2 separate regions of the Homo sapiens genome follow, and region 2 is linked to region 1. Evidence: read pairs that join two places in POLR2A ChIA-PET (ENCODE). Cell type or tissue: MCF 10A. All regions are shown on one strand. Links, peaks and the distances in the headings refer to the core of each region. The heading gives the core; the rest is flanking DNA.

Evidence for each region. Peaks named below come from ENCODE experiments on the same cell type or tissue, not always from the same donor. Only the 100,000 strongest peaks of a DNase experiment are listed, where the experiment ranks them.
Region 2: POLR2A ChIA-PET joins it to region 1 with 5 read pairs; 3 of 35 experiments call an interaction of 5 or more read pairs at or near these places.

The regions. Positions count from the first base shown.
Region 1 is chr15:63,194,149-63,202,996 of GRCh38, reverse strand. All of the region lies in intron 1 of RAB8B (RAB8B, member RAS oncogene family), which reads right to left. Among named protein-coding and RNA genes, the nearest start is that of RAB8B, 9.0 kb to the right of the region's middle. RefSeq lists an enhancer at 8,789-8,848. In MCF 10A, for the core only: no CTCF peak of the experiment used is centred there; no DNase peak of the experiment used is centred there.
Region 2 is chr15:63,584,595-63,593,442 of GRCh38, reverse strand. It overlaps USP3 (ubiquitin specific peptidase 3), which reads right to left. Exons shown (of 15, transcript NM_006537.4): 12 at 5,020-5,138; 13 at 4,628-4,741; 14 at 4,432-4,499; 15 at 1-2,782. The coding sequence ends at 2,617. It overlaps USP3-AS1 (USP3 antisense RNA 1), which reads left to right. Exons shown (of 3, transcript NR_034080.1): 3 at 4,343-5,733. Among named protein-coding and RNA genes, the nearest start is that of FBXL22, 8.4 kb to the left of the region's middle. RefSeq lists an enhancer at 1,779-2,978. In MCF 10A, for the core only: no CTCF peak of the experiment used is centred there; a DNase peak (open chromatin) is centred at 5,742.

The DNA of each region.
Region 1 (8,848 bases), core at 2,836-5,335:
TGCATAAATCAAGACTATAAAGGCTAAGAGAGGGCTCAGAGACTTCCCTATGAGGCAAGCTCATGCGTTTTAGCAAGTGGACTTCGTTATATAAAAAGCTGAGTTGCTCGGGTTTCTCTGCTTTCTGGATCACAGAGGCATTATGGAGACTTAAACAAATCAGGTGTTCATCTAGTTTACAATGCTACTGTGTCTGCGAGGAAAACTTTGCCAAACAAGGTTTTTACAAACAAAAGCTAGAATAGACACAATTTCACCTTCAAATAAAAGGACAGGCTGACATGAAGTTTAAACTTAAATTGCCAAAGGAAGGAAGCTCACAATTAAGGTAGCTGTTCCTAGCACTTAGTAGTCTAAGGCCAACAGCATACAAGCATAACAAACCAACAGTCCCCATGTGGACAGACAACACTGAGATTTCTGATACAATTAGTTTCCTTTTCACGAAAGAGTCAGATTCATAATTAAACTCTGTCCCCTCCTGTTCCCATTCTGCTGCACACATATTTGATTGCTTCCTAAGGGCCTGAGTTAGAAACCGGGAGACCCAAACCACAAGTCCACTGACCTCTGGGGGCCAAGAGGGAACTTGATGCATGTTTGCATTAGCTATTACTCAGGCTTGTCCAAGGAGAGGTTGATTTCATCTTCCCACTCAACATACTTTTCAAGGGTTTGTTGGTCAGTTTTAATAGTTCTTTTTTTTCTTTTTTCTTTTTGAGACGGAGTCTCGCTCTGTCGCCCTGGCTGGAGTGCAGTGGCGCGATCTCGGCTCACTGCAAGCTCTGCCTCCCGGGTTCACGCCATTCTCCTCCCTCAGCCTCCCAAGTAGCTGGGACTACAGGTGCCTGCCACCACGCCCAGCTAATTTTTTGTATTTTTTTTTTTTTTTTTTTTTTTTTTTTTTAGTAGAGACGGGGTTTCACCGTGTTAGCCAGGATGGTCTCGATCTCCTGACCTTGTGGATCCGCCCGCCTCGGCCTCCCAAAGTGCTGGGATTACAGGTGTGAGCCACCGCGCCCGGCCAATAGTTATTATAGACCACTGAAAGGGGCTGGTCCTATGGGTAAGTGCCCAACACACAGAGTCCTGTGGAAAACTCCAGCACCTGTTTTGAGAGGAAGAGGTTGTTGCAGCTAGAGTACAGTCCAGAACTGAAGTGCGAGGCTCACGTGTTGGCCCCTCTAGCTTCTTACTTGATTAATCAGTCAACTACCCTCTCAGAACTTTAGATTCCTTGTCTACAACAAGGAGATATCTATCTCCTTCTACCTTATATGATTATTGAGTAGTTTACATAAAGTAATAACATAAGTGAAAGTACTTTGTAAACGGCAAAGGTCCAAGTGAAGGGAATGGGCAAATGATGTTGTTTCTTAACGTCCTAATTGGCCTCCCCATATATGATCCTACAGTGGCTCCCTACTGCTCTAGGATAAAGTCCAGACTCTTGAATAAGGTTAGAAGCTCTTCTGCCCTCTAATGACCCAACTTCACCTCTTGTCACATCCCCCACTTACCTGAGGCTTCAGCCAAACAAGATGTCTTCAAGTTCCTCCTTCAAGGGCTATGCTATCTCTCTGGAGGGCAGGAGTGGCTCTGCCCAGAGAGCCTCCCTTCCTTACTCTCTTCCATTCTACCCAACTAACTCCTCCTTTGGGGTCCAATCTGAGCTGAGATATAATTCCCTCCTAGAGCCCTTCCTCGACCTCTCCTCTGCACACTTTCATAACACGGAGATTTACTCCTTTGTAGCCTTTTTCATCATTGTGTTAAAATTGCCTGGGTATTCATTAACTCTTTCCCGTTTCAAAATTTTGCAGACCAAAAAGTGTTGAATGAGTGAATTTAGTGAAAGTGATAATGACCTAATGTTTGGCATGAGTAGCTGACTGACAAACCAATATAGTACCCCCACCCCCAACTTCAAAAGCAAGGAGGAAAGAGGTTCTTGGAAATCTAGTTAAAACCTCACCCACCCCCAGCCACTCCCTTTTAACCCCAAAGCAAAAGGCTAATCAAGGGCCGAATATATACTTGCATCCCAGATCTCCTAGTCTAATTCCTTCCTTTTCTCCCACAAAATGTTGACTACGCCCAGACTGTATGCCAAACCATCAGTGTCTTTTCATAGCAAGAGAAATGAAGGCAGATGGGGTGTAAGAGAAAATAGATTTGAAATTAAAAAACAAATGCTCAATGTCAGGCTTTGTGTGACCTTGGGCAACCCCGATGCCTCTAGGCCTCAGGCCCACCATCTGTCAAATGGAAATTTAGCACCAGCAAAGGGCTTCCTATTATTTTAGACTATTTTTCACCTATCTCACCATGAGGTTTTTTTTTTTTTTGTCTTGTCATGCTTTTTCTTTTTGTGGTGTTGAGTGTCTCACTATGTTGCCTAGGCTGGTCTTGAACTCCTGGGTACAAGGGATACTCCCTCCTTGGCCTCCCAAAGTGCTGGGATTGCATGCGTGAGCCACTGCACCTAGCCTCACCATGTTTTACAGGAAGTAAATGAGACTATTTGAAAATACTTTATACATTTCTTCTCAAAGAAATACTTTTACAATTTTCAATAAGTTATCTTTCTGGTGATATTTAGCTTTATTACTCAAACCAAAACATTTTAAAGAATAGGATTCAAAAACATTAAGCAATCTCTTTAGTACAACAAAGATTTTAGCCAATTTACAAGATCAATACAGGCTTGTTTGAATTAACTAATGCTACTTCTTCTTCTGTCTTCATGTCATCAAAACACTAGTGTCTACCAGTGCAAAGAATCCTCATCCACAATCATTAACTGAAGAAAGAAAAGGACAAACCCTTTTATAGACACTGTTTGATTTCACAGACTCACAGAATGCTGCAGCCAGAAGAGACCTGAAGACCATCGAGGCCTGCACTCACCCTTCATGATCAGAAAAGTCTAGTCTGATGTTTTCAGGAGGGGTTTGTGCCATGAATAATTCAAAACACAAACCAATTGTTTGTCACAGCCCTACGTACTTTTTAAAATAAGAATTAAGAGATAACTTGAACAAAAAACGGTAAATCATATAATAAGATCACAACATAAATGTAAAATGTAATAGTGCTTATCAAAGTTGAAGGCTGGCCGGGGGCAGTGGCTCACACCTGTAATCCTAGCACTTTGGGAGGTTGAGGCGGGCAGATCACTTGAGCTCAGGATTCAAGACCAACCTGGGCAACAGGTGAAGCCAAGTTTCTACAAAAAATACAAAAATTGGCTGGGCGTGGTAGTGCACAGGAGGCCACTAATTCCAGACTGATGACAAAGTCTCAAAAAAAGCCCACAAAGAAACAAAAAACAAACAAAAAAAACCCAAAGTTGAACGCTGAAGGGCCAAAATAAAGACATAACTCTGATGATATTATATATATTTATATATGCATGTTTTTCAACTTAATTATAATGGAATTTTGTGCATGTTAAAGAAATTATTTCACTTTTCCCACAAATTTTTCATCCTTCTATAAGGTTGGAAATTTTCAAAATGATGTAGACAAAATAGGGAATGCAACAACTCAAATTTGTTTGTGGACAACACCCTGGTCTGTGTTCATTACTGGCTATGGCAGAGAGAGGCACCAATTTTTTAAAAATTATCTAGTTCTAAACAATGTAAGAGAAAAATCGAAGTCAAAGGTCACTATTAATTCTCAAACTATTTTACAGAGACATTTCTAACTCTTTATCCAATAGTTTACTCCAATTGCTAACAAAAGCAAAAAGAGACTGAACCAAGTAGCCAAAGAGATAGGGGAAGGGAAATGTTTTCATTTTTCTCTTCCCAACCCAATCCCCTCTCTCTAAATCTTGGTATGGGTGAGGTGCTAACAGACAGTGAAACAAGAAAGTGGTTGGAGTCATTCCAAAAGGGGAACAGTTGACTCTCAATAAAGAATTGTTTTCCATGCTGTATCAAGATTTTACTCAGAGATATTTAGAAGAGAAAAAGTAAACGATTCCTTGTTGAAAACCATAAAAAACTATCACATCCAAATTCATAAGCAATAAACAAATTACAGAAGGGTTAGTCACTGACATCTCCCAACACAAACTCTTTTTTTTGTAATGGATTTTGTGTATTCGTATGTATGTGTGCATAAGGAGATTAGAGTATGCTGCAATATCCATTCCAGATAAACAAATATTGCATAAGAAACGAATTTACAATTCAACTTTTAATAGATTATCCAATACTTCACATTAAAACTTGACCATATATCTTCAGAGTTGTCCTTCCACTTTATACATCAGGATAACATCTATGATTTATTAAAATAATTACCGCCAAGTTCTTCACCAAAATATGCAAAATTATAATGTGATATGGGAAGCCACGCCAGTCCTAGCTTTGCCAGCAGAAGGCCGTGCAATACTACACGTTGCTTAACAGCTCTGCAGATGGTTTTTATCATAATGAAGTGGGATTCTATACCTAACTGAGCTTTTGCAAAGTGCTTTGAAATCCTGCAATGCTGTCATGAGACCACAAGTACCACCATTATCCAGGCTTTCTCAGTGGTAGCCAGCCTAAATACGATGAACATGATAACAAGCAGAGTGTTAGCATTTTCCCTGAGAGTCAAGAATTAAACTTCTGGGCTGAGGAAGATGAGAGCTCCCAGGAAAATGTCCAAAGTTGCAGTAAACAGGTAAATACCAAAGTGCCTAGTTAAACTAATGCTAAATGCTACAAGTAGGACAGCAAGAAAATACTTTCATCACAGCTAATTGAGCTGCTGTAGAGAACTGTTCCCAAACTGTTTCCACCACTTTATGCGGCCTCCCAAAGGAAGTCCCAAGCAACTAAGTAACTTTTTTTGAAAAGCAGATTTATTTCTTCCTCTAAGGACAACCAGGTACCTACCTCCTTTCAGGTTCTTATTAATTCAACTTGAAATAAGAAAAATCCCAAAACACAAAACTGAACATAGGAAAAGGGCACCTCTCCAGACATACTATATCTAATAATTATTTACTAATAATATTACTAATATTGAAATTTAGCCATAACATGTTGGACAGCAAATAGCTACCTATTCATTTTAGAAAACAGCAAATGTGTAGGAAGTTGCCGCCCTCCCTCTCTTTCCCTACTGTCCATGGCAGACATTAGGAATCCATCACAGCCCTCAGCCTTGCTGAGCTCAGACAGGACCTCAGAACTCAACAGAACACAGCATTCCTGGCAGCCACTACCAATCCATCAGGATTGACATTTTTCATCCCAGCTTTGCATATTCCTCAACATACTATGCCAACATATTGAAATGGGTCTTTAAAGAAAGCCATTTCAGCCAGGTGTGGTGGCTCACTGTAATGCTAACACTTTGGGAGGCCGAGGCAGACAGATTACTTGAGCTCAGGAGTTTGAGACCAGCCTGGACAACACAGCGAAACCTTCTCTCTGTAAAAAATACAAAAATTAACCAGGTATGGTAGTGTGCACCCGGGGTCCCAGCTACTCCAGAGGCTGAGGCAGGAGAACTGCTTGAGACCAGGAGGCGGAGGTTGCAGCAAGCCGAGATTGCACCAACACATTCCAGCCTGGGCGAAAGAACAAGACTCTGTCTTAAAAAAAAAAAAAAAAAAAAAGAAAAGAAAGAAAGAAAGAAAGAAAAAAAAAAAGAAAGCCACTTCAAGACAGTTTCAAGACTAAAGAAAACCCTTTATTTAAACTATAAAATGATCATTTTTTTCTGTAAGATGAGAATAAAACATAACCATAAACATCAGTACTATAGACATATGCTATTCCAGTGAGATACACAAGGGCTCTATATAAAAATATTTATATAAATATTTTTTTTAAATAGAATTTGGCCTTATTCAACCCAAACGCTCAGTCCAGGTCTAATCCACTCACTACCCTGTCACTCAAATGAGTGCTGGGCAGAACACAGACACAAACACAGCTCCATCTGCTAATTAAAAATGGGCATGAAACTGTTAACAGGCATCTGTTGCATTGTTTGAAGCTAATGGGCAGAGACAAAGCTGAAATGGCTCTTATAATGCAAACCCAGTGATTTCACTCATTTTCTATTTGGTATTTATGTTAGTGGGGGGTTGGAAGCTGGGTGTTAAAACAGCTTATTATGGAGACTGAAAGATAAGTAAAATATCTTTGATATTCTAAAACAAACCTTTCAAACTGATTATAGAAAGATATGTAGCATTTTATACTGGGGGAAGTAACATTCCTGTGTTAAGAGTCCAAATTAAACACTTTTTATCTTAACTCAAATATCATCTAATCATCTATAATACTGTGAAAGAGAATAGTAACAAATTCAAGCTATGCTTTACAGCTCATATAGGGCTTTCACAATTCATCCCTTCATCCGTTCATTCATCCAATGTGCAGACATTTAATACAGGCCTTGGAGATTTAAAAGGCGAATATGACTTGATTTTTGCCTTAAGGAGCTCACAGCAACTCTGAAAGGTAGACACAGTATTCTTACACTCTGTTATAAGGAACTAAGGCCCTAGAAGGATAACTGACTCCCCAAAGCCCACAAAGCTAGAACGGCAGATGCCCATTGCTCTTAATTCAACATGCTATCTCCATAATGCCAAACATACTAGTCCACCTCATCTGCCTGGAAAATGAAAATAATTTAAGGCTTTTTCATGTCAATACCAGCTCTGATAAAGGATCTATTTTAAAGTACTGTAACCACCATACATCCTTGATGGCCATGCCTGCTTTGCAAGCTGGTAGCTCACAGGCCTCATCTAGCCCACAGACATGTCTGTTTGGCCCTTATTGTAATGGCCCTCACATTGTTTTTTGTTTGTTTTTATTAATTGCCCATAAAGTTGAGTTTTTATGAGAAATTTTCAGCAAATCTTGAAATATGTGATGATTTTCCAGCATGGCAATGGTAAAGCTGCAAATAAAAAGCAGCCACGCCCTAAGAGAGGGAATACATACAATCCAGGGTCCACATCACACCCTGCTGCTTCCCATTCTGGGTCCACTCCCCTTACTCATAGTTCCCACCAGAACCATGTGAGTTTGCAACCCCTAACCTAGGTAGTAAGAATCTACAATCTTACCTTGAATTTCCCTTTTTACATTTCCGTGGCTACTTGCATTTCTGAAGCTTAGTGATATCATACTCCACATTACTCGCCACCTAAAATCTACTTCCCCATCCTCACCCCCAACCCTCTTCTCATGCTATGAAAACTCTATTCCTGCAAAATATTCTCAAGTAACAGTTCTAACACCCACAGGAGAGCTGATGTCCAGAGCTGGGTGAAGACAGGCAGACCTAGACTCGAGCTGGCCTGAGGCCAGCAGCTCCCTGCTCATCCACTTCAGGATCTATGGTTCTTTTCAGATTCAGTTATTGGATTCAATTCAAAAATATACTGCTAAATTTTTCTTTGTCCTCAAAGACTAGACTTATTTACCTCTAAAACAATATCTAAACCTATTTCCCTCCAGCTTTTCTCAGTGGATCCAAACAATCTCGCTGCTGTTGCCAAGAGAACCTCCTCCCTGACTTGCTGCCTGCAGAACAGCTGGTGAAGCTCTTCATTAAAGTACACATTCTTCAGACAGATCCATATTTGTACCCAAGACTCAGTTTCCCCATGCCCATCCTTTATATGTAGGAAGGCTTTTTTCATTCACTAGAACATTGATTGAAGAGATGAGTTTAATCCTTTATGATCAAGTATTAAATTCTACTTTTTCTGAACCAGAGTCGTTATCAATGCTATTGCTTAGATGGGAAATCTACTGGCAGCTTTGAAAGAACACAATGACATTAAAATAAGGCTTTATGTACAAAATGTTCAATATGAACTTGCATGTTCCTTGCATATTTTTGTTTGAGAAGTTGAAACCAAGGAAAACAACTATGAAAATGAAAATCAACTTGCTCTACGTATCTGGATTATGCTCAGCCAAATGTTGATGTCATCTTGGATAAAAATGTAAATATGACAAAGTTTGTTTTTCAGTCAATAAGTCTTGATAAAAGCTTTGAAATGCTACCAACCAAAAATAGTTTTTAATTTTAAGTAACGGTCAGCAAACTTTCTACAAAGAACCAGTTAGTAAATATTTTTAAGCTTTGTGGGATACATATGGTCTCTTTTGCATATTGCTTTATTTTTTAATAACCTTTAAAATATAAAAACCATTCTTAGCCTGTGAGCTACACAAAAACAGGCTGCAGGTCACACTTGGCCCATAGGCTATAGTGTGCTAACCCCTGATTTTAAGGAAAGTGAACCCAAGAAAAATATCCAGTGTTACAGAATAAAATGTCTAAAAGTACTCTGATGAGACTAAGCTACAACAATTACTAACATACCCCCATTAATATGATTTCATTAGTTACTTTACGTATGGAAGAAATTTTAATGATAGGATACACTTTGATCTCCTAATGTGAAACTATAGACACAGAAAGGGCAAAGGACAGCTATGCGCTGAGTTATTCCAGTATAAACTCCAACAGAACTCAGAGTCATTGTAGTAACATTTGCTATTCACCTGAACAGACTCGGCTAATCAAAACAGAAATGTCTTAACTTTCCTCACATAAAGGCGTATGTGCAAACTCTAATTCTTCCCTGGAAAAGGTGATGACTTGAATTAATGGGGATAATCATACTGATTAGGAATAGTAGCAACTCAGTTGTGAAAAGTGACATAGACTTGGATCTGGGGTTTCACTACAGGATCTGCTATAATCAGCTGTGTAATTTTGAGGGTGTCAATTAAACCTTCATTTTTTTTTTATTTATAAAATTGGGACAGGAATAAAGTAGATAATATCTAAGACTCTTTCT
Region 2 (8,848 bases), core at 4,415-6,914, 390 kb before region 1:
TTACTGTTTAACAGCTGCCCATTCAGAGAGACTGAAGATCGAAGTATCAATGTTAGAGGTTACAGCTGTCTACCTTCTAAGCAAAAGAGCCCGGATTCATAGGAGATACTTTGCAAGATCAAAGGAGACTCACATTTCAGGTTGAATTAGATGTGATGTTAATGTGTGATACATCAGATCAGGTGGAGCTGTCATTTTTGTAGATCAGAACTCATCAAATAGCAGGGTTTCATACAGTTTAACCTAATATAATTTAGCATTGTAAATTAATTTAAGCACACATCTCCCTATTATCTTTTAGGACTCAAAGTTGTAAGACCTAAACATGATGGCAAAGTTTTATTCTTTGGAGTGAAAATTTAGACCAGCATTGTCCTACGCCGTATGTGGGTGCTGAGCACTTGAAATGTGGCTAGTGTGACTGAAGGCACTGAGTTTCTAATTTAAATTTCAGTCACATGTGGCTAGGGGCCATTGTACTGGATGATATAAGTTTACACATAATTGTAATTTGCTCCTTGTCATGTTAAAGTGTTTAGCAGATGTGTTCTGGGAAGATGTGGGATTTATCCAGTTAATATTAAAATGGAAATGGAGCTACATCTGCTCCCACAACTTCAGATATCCAACCTGAGGGAAAGCCACCAGACTGTTTTTATATCATAAACTTAAAAAAAAAAAAAGGTCAAGATGTTTTTAATAGAACAGGCTGGGCGTGGTGGCTCATGCCTGTAATGCTAGCACCTTGGGAAGCCAAGGTGGGTGGATCACTTGAGCCCAGGAGTGCAAGACCAGCCTGGGCAACGTGGTGAAACCCCATCTCTAGTAAAAATATTAAAAATTAGCTGGGTGTGGTGGTGCCAGCTACTTCGAGGCTGAAGTGGGAGGATCGCTTGAGCCTGGGAGGTTGAGGCTACAGTGAGCTGTGATCATGCCACACTGCACTCCAGCCTGAGGGACAGAGTAAGACTCCATTAAAAAAAAAAAAAAAAAATTGCCAGAAAGTCTCGTTGGCTTAACACAAGATACATTTTGTCCCTTGTGGAGAATTGGTAGGCTATGTCTACCAACCCCCACCGCCCCCAACCAAAAAAAAGAAAAAAAAAAAACCACCACAGGACTGTCTTAGAACACTTGTAGAAACCACAACTGCTTTCTTTAAATGGGATTCTGGTTCCAAATTTGAATCTTTGAGTTAAATCTGTTTTTTAAAAACAAAACTGTCTGGGCGTGATGGCTCACGCCTGTAATCTCAGCACTTTGGGAGGCTGAGGCAGGCGGATCACCTGAGGTCAGGAGGGAGGTTGAGACCACCCTAGCCAACATGGTAAACCCCCGTCTTTACTAAAAATACAAAAAAAAAATTAGCCAGGTGTAGTGGTGGGCACCTGTAATCCCAGCTACTCAGGAGGTTGAGGCAGGAGAATTGCTACTCGGGAGGCCGAGGTTGCAATGAGCTGAGATCGTGCCACTGCACTCCAGCCTGGGCAACAGAGAGAGACTCTTGTCTCCAAAAACCCCCAAAAAACAAAACGAAAACTCCACTTACTTACTCCAACAGTATTTTCAACTTGTCCTATCAATCAGGATAGGCCAGAGAGAGGTGTTAAAACCCAGAGCAGCGAAGATTCTAAATTTCCTCCTGTGGAAGCACACCCCCCAGTGATAAACTGAAGTGCGGGTGATGATCCAAGTAAATCCCAGAGGGTCACACCTCAGACTCAGATGCCAAACACAAGCAGTAAGTAAGTCTATAATGGACATGTCGTGACTTCCAGTGGTACAACTAAGGGGGAATGAGATACTGATTCAAAAGGAGGCAGACGCCATGGCTTTACCTCACTGGTAACACCTATACCATGTCAGTGAGTCACAGCATTTTTTTTAAACATTACATGTATTTGGTCTTTACTCCCATCTTACCTCCCCGCAAACAAGTATGCCCCAAAACCAAAAAAACCAACAAAGAGAGTAATTCTTGTATTTGCAGGACAAGTACAACTGAACCAACAAATTTATTTAGTTAGTGCTGATAAAGACAGCAGCCTTGAGAGACAAGCAGTAATTACCTGGTCTACTTAATGATGCCCTTTGTTATATTTTACAGGCAAAAAGAATGATTCCTCAGCAGTCATTGTGAAATTTTGTGGGCCACAAGTATTGTGCACACATGATCCTTGATTTAGAGTCAACCTGATGTCCATTATAGCTGTGGAAAGGCAGCAGGCAGTTGTGTCGCTCTTCACAATAAGGAACACATCTTGCTTTCAGCATGTGAGAGGAACAAAAGCATTGATGTAAATGTGCCTCAAAGTGAGAACTGAAAACATTAACATAAAATAAAAAAGTCAAATAAGACTAAGTTCTTACAACTACCTATAAAAATTGAATTATTACAACTAAAGCAGCAAATCAAAACATCTGCTGAGGTTTTCTGGTAGAACAACAACAAAATTAGTTGGTGCCCATGTTCAGTAAGTCACTACCATTGACAAAACTAAATCCAAAATAGGAAATTGAAAAGTGCATAATGAAATTAAATCTTGTATCAAGTATTTGTGGAAAACTGGAAATGTTTCTCTGGTATGGTTGGTGAATGATGATTTGGAGGAGGTATTAAAGTTTATCCGATCCAGCTTTGGCCTGGTGTTCCACGTAGAAAAGGATGTAGGCCTTCGCCTTCACCACAGTCTCCTCGTCAGTCAGTGTTACAGTACTGTCATTGAAGTGGAACCAGCGGCCTTCGTGAGTTGCGTATGCTGTGTAATGTCCAGAACCAACCCTGTAAAGGCAAAAGACCAAAGGAAAAAAGAACCTCAGAAATCACAAAAAGACCTGTACAACTATATAATGTTAGATTTAAATTTTAATAAGAATACATCCTAGACTTTTGATTTAAGATGCTTGTTAAATTAATGTTTTTACCTTCCTCCAAACTGACCAGAAATCGAGGGTTTGCTAGAACACAAAGCAGATGGCCCTGGACTAATGGAGAAAACAGAGATGAGGAACTCGCAACCTAACAAGCACAGGTCAAAGCCTACGGAAACATGGAAAACTAGGTACCAGGTTTTCCCATCAGAATCTTAGGAAAAAACTAAGCTTAACAAAGAAGGGCACCCTTCCCTGACACCGTGGTCATCAGGGGCTCTACCCTATCAGCATGACCCACCCACTCACACACACAACCCTGGAGTCAGTCCTCCAAGTCAGACGGAAGGCCTGCAGCTAGAACAGACCTTTGTAGGTGCCAGGAAAACCCTATTTAAATAATAAAGATCCATCTCATCATTTACTATGATTCCAAATAAACCACCAAAACCAAATTTTAAAAACAAGCCTTTTGCACGCCTACAAAATCACATTTTTGAGGGGAAAGAAATACCGGGAAGAACAAGCAAGGCAATCAACCCTGAGGAATTGAATGCAGAAAACCTAAGAGAACTTTACATTTTTAAATTAGTGCTAATAGTTTCAAAAAGATAGTGCAATCATAAAACAAGAATAGGCTGTTACGAAAAAGTTGTCAGAAAAATGTGACTGATTTAATATAAATATTTTATGGAGGAGCTTATCTTTTATTTGGATACAGATGAAACCCAAATTGGTGATTTGGAAAAGTAGGCCATGGCAGTCTTTAGAAACACAGACAGAAATCATTAGAGTATTTAAGACATGTGGAAGGGAGATCCAGGAAATTCACTATGCATATAATAGGGGTACAGAGAACAAATGATTTCAGACCTACAGTATAGAGAGTTTCATGAGCTGAAGGCACCAAATTAAAAGTGTCCCTACCAACTACCAAGCAGGAATACACTCCAAGGAGAAAAAAGCCAGGTGCCTGTAAAGTAGTGAGAATCAGACTTGTCATTCATAACACTATGTGAGTGTAGACGTTACTTTATCACAGCTCTGCGGGAAAAGGATTTTCAACATGGATAGTCGTCTGCCCACATATAGTAGTCTTAAGTTTGAAGGTAAAATAGCCACTCTCAAACCAAAAACCAGAAGGTTAGACCCCTCATACAAACTTTCAGGGGAAAAAATTAATGTTTTTTAACAAGACTTAAAATGAGTCTTTAAAGTAGATGATATGGAGTAAGTTATTCCAAGTAATTTCCCCTTTTGCCCCATTTAAATTTCAGTTGGTAAACGAATAAGCAACTTTGGAGTTTGTGGACAAATAAAGACTGGGTCGTAAATACTGGGTTCAAATGAACCATTCTTCATTTCACTTTTATTTACCTTCCCTTAAGCCTTCACAACATCATCTGAGGAGTACTCTTCCGCACCAAAACTGAAGGAAATTTCACCTACTTTATCTGAATCCATTTTTTAGGAAGAACTAGCAAGAGTGGTACAAAACTGCAGGTCATTGGGCTGGCCACCAGGTATTCCCACCCACCAGAAGCTGGCTGTTGTACTCACCCGGAACCATGGTGCACCACCACAGCGGCGAGGTCATACAGGCAGCTCTCCGGGCCACTGTTCTCAGGCTACAGAACAAGGAAGAAGGAGCAGTGGTCAATGACATCAGTATCTCGATGACCTCTACCCTCTCCATGTGATGACAATCTTACTGAAGAGCCATTTTTTCACCATGCTAAAAAGGTAACCACCTTACCTCTAGTAAGTAGCATTTCATGTCTAGGCCTCTCAGTGGAAATTCTACGTATGTATCAACTTTATTTCTTAAATATGCTGTCCAATGAAATCTTTTCAAATGTAAGCATAGCACCTGGAGGACAGAGATGCGGTCAAAGATTGTGAACACCTAATTTACCTTTCAGTCAAAGTTTGATACTACTATCAGTTCAGTAAATAACATTTTAGCTGCCCTATCAATCATTCTTCCATGCATACCTTATGCATTCATTCTGTAAGGGGTTTAGCTTTTACTGAAAATCCTAGAGAAAAATACAGAACAGTTCACATAGTGTAAAGTTATAGACATGGTCTTAGCAGTCAAGCACTTTCCCATTGAAATTGCTTCATAACTCAAAATTCAACACTCACCTTGGGTAGTTTTTGAATCCAAAACTTTTTTGTGGACTTTTGTTTCTTTTTGCATTTATGGCACATATATAACTCTGTCTCATCAAGTTCTTCTAAGTCGGTAAAACTGCGAAGACAATCTAAACAAATTGATTTTGGCAGCATTAAAACAAGATGCCTTTTGTAGAGGCAATGTACTGTAGAAAAAAGACCCAGGTTTAAAATCTCAGCTTTATTAGCTATACGACCTTAGAAAAGTTAACCTTTCTCAATTGCAAACTGGAGACAAAAAATAATACCTACTTTGAAGAACTATTATAAGGAAGAGAAATAATGTGTAGAGCACCTGGCATCATGCCTGACATCTGGTGATGATCAATTGTGTTGGTTTTACTATTAATGATAATTCATCTGGATAATTCTGATAAAATGGTTTCCTGATGAATTTAAAGTTTCAATTGTAGTTTTCTGTCAATATGTTACATTATACAGGACAAAGCTCCAAACTCATAAAAAAAAGTCAAATTTAGATAATTTAAAAATAAACATAGATCACAGAAGGCTACACTATCAACCTTCTCTGTCCAGACGCTGTACTCTCAGTTCCTAGATAAATCACAGCTACATTTTTTTTCATTTAAAGATGTAATTGTGTAACCTGGGGTTTAGTAAACTACAGTCCTAAAACATCCAGCCAGCCACCTGGTTTTGTAAATAAAGTTTCATTGGAACAGAGCCATGCCCACTTGTTTACATTATTGTCTGGCTGCTTTTACACTACACCAAACTGAGTCACTGGGGCAGAGACCTTATGTGGTGCAAAGCCTAAAACACTGTAAATCTTCACTTAATATCATGACAGGTTCTTGAAAATTGTGACCTTATGTGAAGCAACGATAAACCACTTTTTTCTCATCAATGTTATAACTAAACGTTAAAGGAAACTATTATTGGAGGACCTGCTGTATGTCATTTTGCTTTAAACTTGCAGTTTCCAAGAACCTACTGATGACATTAAATGAAGACTTACTGTATTTACTCTTTGGCCCCTGTGCCAATTCCTGATGCAATCAGATATTCATAAATCTATATAAAATACACGTTATTCTGTAGAAAAAATATGAATGCCTATGGACCCCACACTTGGATTTTCTCGAGTACTCAAGGAGCCAGGGTCTCTGTGCACGGCCTCTCCTAGAGTTGTGCAGTGGACAACCTGTGTGGCCATGTGCTTCTTACCAAAGATAATTCCCCTTCCTCTGCCCAGAAGTAGCCATTATCCTGACTTTTATGTCATTTGTCTTTATAGAACATGTATGTATCTTTAAATAATATATTAAAGTTGGGTAGCAAGCAGAAACCTAGCTGTGTACAGAAAAGCGCTCTTGTCTCTGTACTCAAGTTTCCAAGCCATAGTCAGCCTTTGTGTCCGCGACAGTAGCAGACAGCGCCCCTTCAGGGAAAGTTAGTGGAGGCAAGGTGTGGCAGAGGACTAGACAGTCTTGAATATGCCTTTGTTGCCTGATCCTAGTACCTAGAAGGCACATTCCTATGCCTGCCTCCCTACAACTCAATTCTCGCCTCCCTGCAACTCAATTCAATTCTCACTTCTTTGAGACTTTCTCAACCTCCAGTGGACAGTTAACCATTCTTTCCTCAATTTCCCACAAATACTACATTGCCAACCTGCTCAACCTGCTATTTTATGTCAGTGATGGTTCCTGGGAAAGGATGTATTATATTTTGACATTACAATTCCTGAAGCAAGTCTCAGACATTACAACCAAACTTGCAAATAGAGTGATGCTGTTCTCAGGAGCCTCCCAAGTCCTACATCTCTGGCTACAAAGAAAGAGCACTGACTACACAGCAGACTGGCTGGCTGGCACTAATAATCCCTTCAGACTGATCACTATGGTGCTTGTGAGCTCTGCAGCTGAAGTCATGGGTGCTTTCTTCAGCAAGTATTTGTTACATCATGTAAAAAGCTATGGCCTTGGCGGGGACAGCGGGGGTCATAGGGAGAATAAGAAATAAGGAAAGGAAACACAGAATTTTCCACATTTAAAATCATCATTTGAACACTCAAACTAGAAAAAAGGAGAACTTCAACATGACAAAGGCCATATATGAAAACCCACAGTGAATATCACACTCAATGGTGAAAGACTGAAAGCTTTGCCTCCAAGATCAGGAAGACAAGGATGCTCACTTTTGCCACTTCTGTTCAACATAATATTGGAAGTTTTAGCTAAAGCAATCAGGCAAGAAAAAAGCATCCAAAATGAAAAGGAAAAAGTATAATTATCTCTGCTGACAGATCACATGATCTCATGTAAAACCCTACAGTTAAAAAGTTAACTACCTGAAAGCTATAAAATGTTGCTGAAAGAAATTTTAAAAGACATAAAGACATCCTGTATTCATGGATAGGAAGACTCACTATTGATGTCAGTTTTATTCTATATTGATGTCAACTTCATCTATAGATTCAGTGCAATCTCAAACCAGTAAATTATTTTGTGGATGGTGACAAAATTACTCTAAAGTTTATTATGGAATGGCAAAAGACCAAGAATAGCAAATACAACATTGAAGAAGAACAAAATTGAAAGACATTCACATGCCAAAAAAAAAAAAAAAATTCTAGACACAGACTTTTATACCCTCCACAAAAACAAATAAAGTGGACTGAAGGTATAAAACTTTTAGAAGATAACATAGGAAAAAATCCAGATGACCTTGCATTTGGCAATGGCTTTTTAGATGCAACACCAAAGGCACAATCCATGAAAGAAGGATTTATAAGTTGGACTTCATTAAAATTAAAAATTTTTGCTCTGTAAAAGATACTGTCAAGGGAATGAAAAGACAGGATACAAAATCAACACACAAAAATTAGCTGCATTTCTATACACTAACAATGTATTCATTGTTAGGTATTTCCAAAAACGAAATTAACATAATTCCATTTATAGTAGCATCAAAAAGAATAAAGTACTTAGGAATACATTTAAGGAGACAAAAGACTTATACCTGAAAACTACAAAACATTGCTGAAAGAAATTTTTAAAGACATCCTGCATTCATAGACTGGAAGACTTGATGTTGTTAACATGATTATTACTACCCAAAGCAATCTACAGATCCAATGCAATTCTTCTCAAAATCCCAATAGAAATTTCTGCAGAAATAGAAAACCCATCCTGAAACTCACATGGACTCTCAAGGAATCCTGAATAGCCAAAACAATTTTGAAAAAGAACAACAAAGTTATAGGACTCATACTTTCAATTTTAAAACTTACTACAAAGGTATAGTAATCAAAACAGGATGGCACTGGCATAAGGACAGACATACAGACCAATGAAAAAAACTCTTACTATATAGTCAACTGATTTTTGACAAGAATGACAAGACTACTCAATGGGGAAAGGACAATCTTTTCAAAAGATGGTGCTGGGGAAACTAGGTATCAACATGCAGAAGAATTAAGTTGGACTCTTACACCATATACAAAAATTTAAATAGATCAAAGGTCTTAAACATAAGTCTTAAAACTATAAAACTCTTAGAAGAAAATGTAGGGGAAAAGCTTCATGACATTAGATTTGGCAATGATTTTGATATGACACCCAAAGCACAGGCAACAAAAGAAAAAATAGATAAGCTGAACTTTATCAAAATTAAAAAATTGTGTATTGAGGGATACTATAAAGAGAACCACAGAATGGGAGAAAAATATTTGCAAATTATGTATCTGGATAAGGGATTAATGGCCACAATATATGAAGAACTCCTAAAACTCAGCAACAAACTGATTCAAAAATGGGGAAAGGACTTTAATAGA